2 separate regions of the Homo sapiens genome follow, and region 2 is linked to region 1. A link is an interaction called in ENCODE POLR2A ChIA-PET data of the cell type or tissue named here. Cell type or tissue: A673. All regions are shown on one strand. Links, peaks and the distances in the headings refer to the core of each region. The heading gives the core; the rest is flanking DNA.

What was found. Peaks named below come from ENCODE experiments on the same cell type or tissue, not always from the same donor. Only the 100,000 strongest peaks of a DNase experiment are listed, where the experiment ranks them.
Region 2: POLR2A ChIA-PET joins it to region 1 with 8 read pairs; 2 of 35 experiments call an interaction of 5 or more read pairs at or near these places.

Annotation. Positions count from the first base shown.
Region 1 is chr10:36,669,287-36,672,205 of GRCh38, reverse strand. No RefSeq gene overlaps it. Among named protein-coding and RNA genes, the nearest start is that of ANKRD30A, 450 kb to the left of the region's middle. In A673, for the core only: no CTCF peak of the experiment used is centred there; no DNase peak of the experiment used is centred there; H3K27ac peaks cover 1,436 bases.
Region 2 is chr10:35,871,434-35,874,352 of GRCh38, reverse strand. No RefSeq gene overlaps it. Among named protein-coding and RNA genes, the nearest start is that of LINC02630, 26 kb to the left of the region's middle. In A673, for the core only: no CTCF peak of the experiment used is centred there; a DNase peak (open chromatin) is centred at 1,492; H3K27ac peaks cover 1,161 bases.

The DNA of each region.
Region 1 (2,919 bases), core at 92-2,591:
CCCTCTCAATCCATCACTCAATTCCCCCATCCCATGCCCTGCCTCCCTCTCTCTCTGTCTCTCCCTCTCTTACTAGAAGGCTGTAATTAACTTCTGCACAGTAAATATTTGTGTTCCCAGACCTGTCACAACTTTTGGTTTTAAGGAAGTTTTCAATAAATGCTTCTGAAATGAAAGAATTAATACATGAACCAGGATGAAGCCCCTATTCTGTCCATCGAGGAAAAAAAAATGATTTTCAGTTCTCTAGGTTCATTTTTATATGTGATAAAGACAAAACATTTCCAAAGGACTAAGAAGATGCCTATGGTATGACTAAATGTCTACATTTCATGAATTCCAGTATTTCGAGATTTTCTCAGCTACATGCCTAAATAAACATCACCTTCAATTTCTTGTAAACCTATAAACCTAAAGCATACCAAGCCGACTTTGCTAAATAGAGCTTTGCTTTTTTGGTTGTTTTTTGGAGACGGAGCCCTGCTGCTCTGTCTCCCAGGCTGGAGTGTAGTGGCGAAATTTCGGCTCACTGCAACCTCTACCTCCTGGGTTCAAGCGATTCTCCTGCCTCAGCCTCATGAGTAGCTGCGATTACAAGCACACAGCACCATGCCCGGCTAATTTTTTTGTACTTTTTCGTAGAGACGGGGTTTTGCCATGTTGGCCAGGCTGGTCTTGAACTCCTGACCTCAGGTGATTTTCCTGCCTTGGCCTCCCACAGTGCTGGGATTGCAAGAGTGAGCTACCGCACACGGCCAATAGAGTTTGCTTTTAAGGGATGTCGTATGTGATATTTCCATTGATGTATTTTGGTACAGATTTCTGTTATTAAAGTTCAGATCTATATTTGATGACACCTAAGATCACAACAATCCCATCTTCAGAGGTGCTGTGTGGTCCTGTGAATCACTCCCTGACCATAAAACCCTCTCGGGGCAGCAGTACTGTCAATATAATGTGCCAACTGGACTCATTCAAACCAGGATATGCAGTGAATTGCCAAAAATTAAGCTGAGTTTTTTTGACAGGTCACTGCATTTTTTTCCACTTAAGTTTCTGGTGTTTATTCATGGCAATAGTAGGGGGTCAAATGTTCCTATGGTGCAATACGGTACTTGAGAAAAACCTGGCATGCAAAATGGCCATTCCGCCCAGGTCATTTCTTGTGGGCATGTTTGAGACAAACTGGTCCAATGCATTGGTCACTGGTGTTAACCGGGTTGAAACTCATGTTTGCTGACTGAAAATATTTGTTATACATTTGCTTTTGTTATGTTTCATTTTTCAATCAAATTCAAGTCTGGCAAGTAGTTTTGGGTTGAGGCAGGATTTATCCACCCATCAGCCACCACTATAAATCTGCCAGTGAGAAATTGAGTAGAAACCATATGGAGGCCTTTCAGAGGTTTTCACAACACATGAGGCATTTTATGCTTTTAGAATATTTATTTAACCAAAGGAAGCACATGGAAAATGGGAGGAAATGGACATCAATTTGTGTTTTTACTAACTTCCCCCACAAAACCTTTTGGATTATATAGTTTAAAAATACAGTTTTAAAAATCTTGTAGGGAATTCCAGTTAAATATAGTTTAAAAGAGTGGTTAGGACTCACCCTATTTTTATTTTTAGGTAGAATTCAATAAAATTATCTTGTGGTAACCGTCTTACAGACAAAAATCTATTTGAATTTTACACTTTGGTGTGTCCAGAAAGCGGAAAGAAGTTGGCACTCATTATTTCATTTTGTCAAGTTTTTAATGAGGCTGATTATCGATAGACAAGGATTATTACAGAAACTGCAGCTCATTGAGTTTTAAAGACCTTGTGTTTTGTGATAGTAATGCATTATATAAGACTGCCCAGGTTCGTGGCAAGAGACTATTGTTACAGAAGCCAGAATGTGGTAGAACTTTTGTTTTTTAAGATGGAAAAAATGATCTGAGTTACTCTTTTCATTTCTGGCTTCTCAGAATACCCCTTGGCATGTGCTTTTACTTCTTGGTACTGGAAAGTTGTCACAGCCAGAGAGAGAGTGCCCAGGTCTGCTGAGAGCTGGCTAGCCAGGAGAAACCACTCAAGCCTGCCAGAAGGGAGTTGGATGAGATGAGCCCCAGGGCTCCCTCCAATAGTGACAGCCTATATTTTATCAGTTCCTCCCTTCAAAAAATGCCACTTCTCCCATAGCTGGCCGGGTGTATTCTAATTCACTTTCAAAAATATGAGGAGAGCCATTAAAACTTGAGTAGATCTAGTTTCATTTATTGTATTAATAACTTGGGAAAACTAAGAGACAAGGAAGTTAACTGATTTCTCTAAGTGTGCTCACCTTATATGAGGCCAAGTTAGACTCAAACATCCTAGTGCAGTGACCTTTCCAGCCCATAATAGTGATGTGACAAAGGACAGGGTCAGGCTGGGTCAGTCAGTGGAAAATCCAATCAGTGGACTATGCCACTTAAACCAAAACACTTAAGCCTATAGCCTCTGTCTCTGTCTGTCTCTGTCTGTATATATACAAAGAGAATGTATATATATATATATATAATCTCTATCTCTAATTTCTCTCCATTCTTTCCCCCTCATGGGTAAGAACCAAGACAATTCATCTAGTAAATATTAAAATGTCAGATGGATATAGATCCATTTTTTTCAATGCCCATGAATAGAACCTAAAGAACAAGTCTGCCTTGTATACTATAATATATATTTTAATTACTAAAAGTTAAACAAAATACAAGTTATAGTTGCAGAAAATCCCTATACTATGTTGGAGAAAACAGTAAGCATTGCTTGGGAGCTAAAATGCATTCGAATGCTCTCACTGACATCTCAGTTCTCATCTGTCATCAAATCATGTTGTCTTGACACTCAAAAAATAATCAAGAATATGGCCATCCTTACCACCTCCACTGCTGC
Region 2 (2,919 bases), core at 148-2,647, 800 kb after region 1:
CCTGAGCAATAGAATTTCTTGTTTTGTTTTGGCAGCTTTAACAATGACTGTAACAAGCAGCCAGCCACCATGCCGAGTTCTTTTCAGCTGCATCTAATCTCACACCTGTTCATACTCATTAATCCTTAACGTCTGATAGCATTTCCATAATTTCCGTGGAAAGGGGCATTTTCTCATCTTAGTAATTAACTGTGCACTGCATGCAGCTGAAGAGAAAACCTAGCAAGTGCCCAGGATTGATAAGCAGGGTCCTGACTGAGTTGCAGGGTCCAGGCTGGGCATGGGGTAGGTGCTGAGGTCTGTGGGACACACAGAGGCAGAAAGGCCTGTTCTCTCCCTGAGCCCCCCGAGGCTGCAGGTCAGCAGCACTGTTCACTGAACCAACACCAGGAGCTCTCTCTTCAACTAATCAAATGCATTCTTATCACACGTTTGATATTCTTTATATACACAATGTATTAGTCTGTTCTCATGCTGCTAATAAAAACATACCCAAGACTGGGTAATTTACAAAGGAAAGAGATTTAATGGACTCACAGCTCCACATGGCTGGGGAGGCCTCATACTCATGGCACAAGGCAAAAGAGGAGCAAAGTCACGTTTTACATGGTGGCAGGCAAGAGAGCTTGTGCAGGGGAACTCCCGTTTATAAAACCATCAGATCTCGTGAGATTTATTCACTATCACAAGAACAGCCTGGGAAAGACCCACCCCCATGATTCAATTACCTCCCACTGAGTCCTCCCATGACATGTGGGAATTATGGGAGCTACAATTCAAGATGAGATTTGGGTGGGGACACAACCAGACCATATCAAATGACATCCCATTATTTAGTTTTCTCCCTTGAAGCCTAAGCCACATGGACAGTAATCATGTTTAGTACAGTATCCAAATTAACTGGAATTTGAAGATTTCCAATGACCTGCACTGTCTATTAAATACTTATATTAGAATTACTAGAATTATATAGGAAGTTGCAAAGATATTCACAGACATGTGGGGTTTTCTTGGGGGGGGAGCAGTACAGAGGCAATAAAATTATTCCTGCAATGCCCTTCTTACAATTACTCTGCCTCTGTCACAGCGTGTTTTTTTAAGAATCTATTTTGTTAGAATGGCACTCTGATATATTTCTTTGCCAGTGATCTTGTAGCCCCTGTTGGTGGTGACTTCTGGAGAAGGTCTGTGGTCTATATGAACGTCGGAAACCTTCCAGGCATGGGCTGTGGCTCAGCGAATGTCATCAGTGCCTGACGCTGGAGACAAGCCTCTGCTGAGGCTCTGTGTCATGACAGGCTCCGTCTTCTCTCCCTTTTCTGAGTCTTTCTTACCTGAAACAGAGAAAAGCAGAAAATACATGCGTCCAGGGGAGCAATTTTGGTCACCATTGGGGAAGTTTTGCCAGTGCTGACGCCTGATTCTGAGAAAACGGGCACTCCATTTTTGGCTTAGAGCCACAGTTGGCCTCCTTCCTTGAATCCCCCGCTGAGGGAGACAGCTGGGGAGAGACCAGCCTTCCCAGCCAGCTGGTCGTGGAAACTGTGCTCTGAACCAGCCCACAAAGCTCCTCACCATCCAAGGGAAATGCTACTCTTAATTTCCCACCTTAGATGTGTCTACCTGCATGTCTGTCTTCAAGACTTAAGGACTGTCCTGGGGAGTGGAGGGCTTTGCCATGCCTCACACTGCATCCTGGGATTGTGTACGAGGCCTGGCATGTCAGAGGCATGTCGTGGATGACTTTATAATAAACAAGCAGACGTGTGGGTCTATAGACTCCCTTCCCCTGCGTCCTCTGGCCCTCAGACTTCACTTGGCCTTTTACGATTCTCCTTCCCCTCCATTCCCCACATGGATCTGATTTTACCTGGATGAAAACGGTGGGGACAAAGCAGAAAGCACCATGGGATCTCATGAACCTCTTCGTGCTGGCCCCAACAAACACAAATAGTACAGAGAGCAGTCCTCACTCCCAGATGTACTGATCTGTGATCACCCCCAGGGCACAGGTCTCCCGACCTGCCAAGGTGTGACCCACACCAAACTAGACCCTACTACAAACTGACCACAGAGAACCAGACAGAGACAGTGGGCTGATTATTCGCATATCATTTTCCTTCCTTCCTTCCTTCCTTCCTTCCTTCCTTCCTTCCTTCCTTCCTTCCTTCCTTCCTTCTTCCCTTCCCTGTTACTGAACCAGTCACCAGATTTCAAGGGAAAAAAGTTGGGTCTCTCCTCATTTTACCAAGTGCTCCCAAATTTAACCCATTTAATCTGGTCCAAAACAAGACACTGACCTGCAACACTTGTGGGTAGAGACCCTCCAGAGGGCGGAGCTTATTGCTCTCCCGCACACTCACTGGCCCTGTGACTCTGAATATCTCACTCAACCAAGTTTTCTCATTTTTTGAAAGTGAGATGACAGCATGTGCCCTTGTTTCCTCCTGGGTCCCTCTGGGGATCCCAGGAAACCGCATGTGTGGGGCTTTGCAAATGCAAATTCCTACCCTGAGGTAGTAGTAATTGTCTCTCAGCTGGTAAAGGTTTGGAATTTTGTAGTAAATTAGAGGGGAAACTGTCCTGCCACCTTTTTTTTTTTATTTAGAGACAGGGTCTCACTCTGTTGCCCAGGCTGAAGTGCAGTGGCACAAACATCACTCACTGCCATCGTGAACTCCTCGGCACAAGCAATCCTCCCACCTCAGCTTCCTGAGTAGCTGGACAGGTGCATGCCACCATGCCCAGCTATTTCTTTAAAAATTTTTGTACAGTTGGGGGTCTCACTATGTTACCCAGGCTGGTCTCAAACTCCTGACCTCAATCAATCCTCCCACCTCAGCCTCCCAAAGTGTTGGAATTACAGGCGTGAGCCACGACAACCAGCCCAGAGAGCTCTTTCTAAAACATAATTCAATT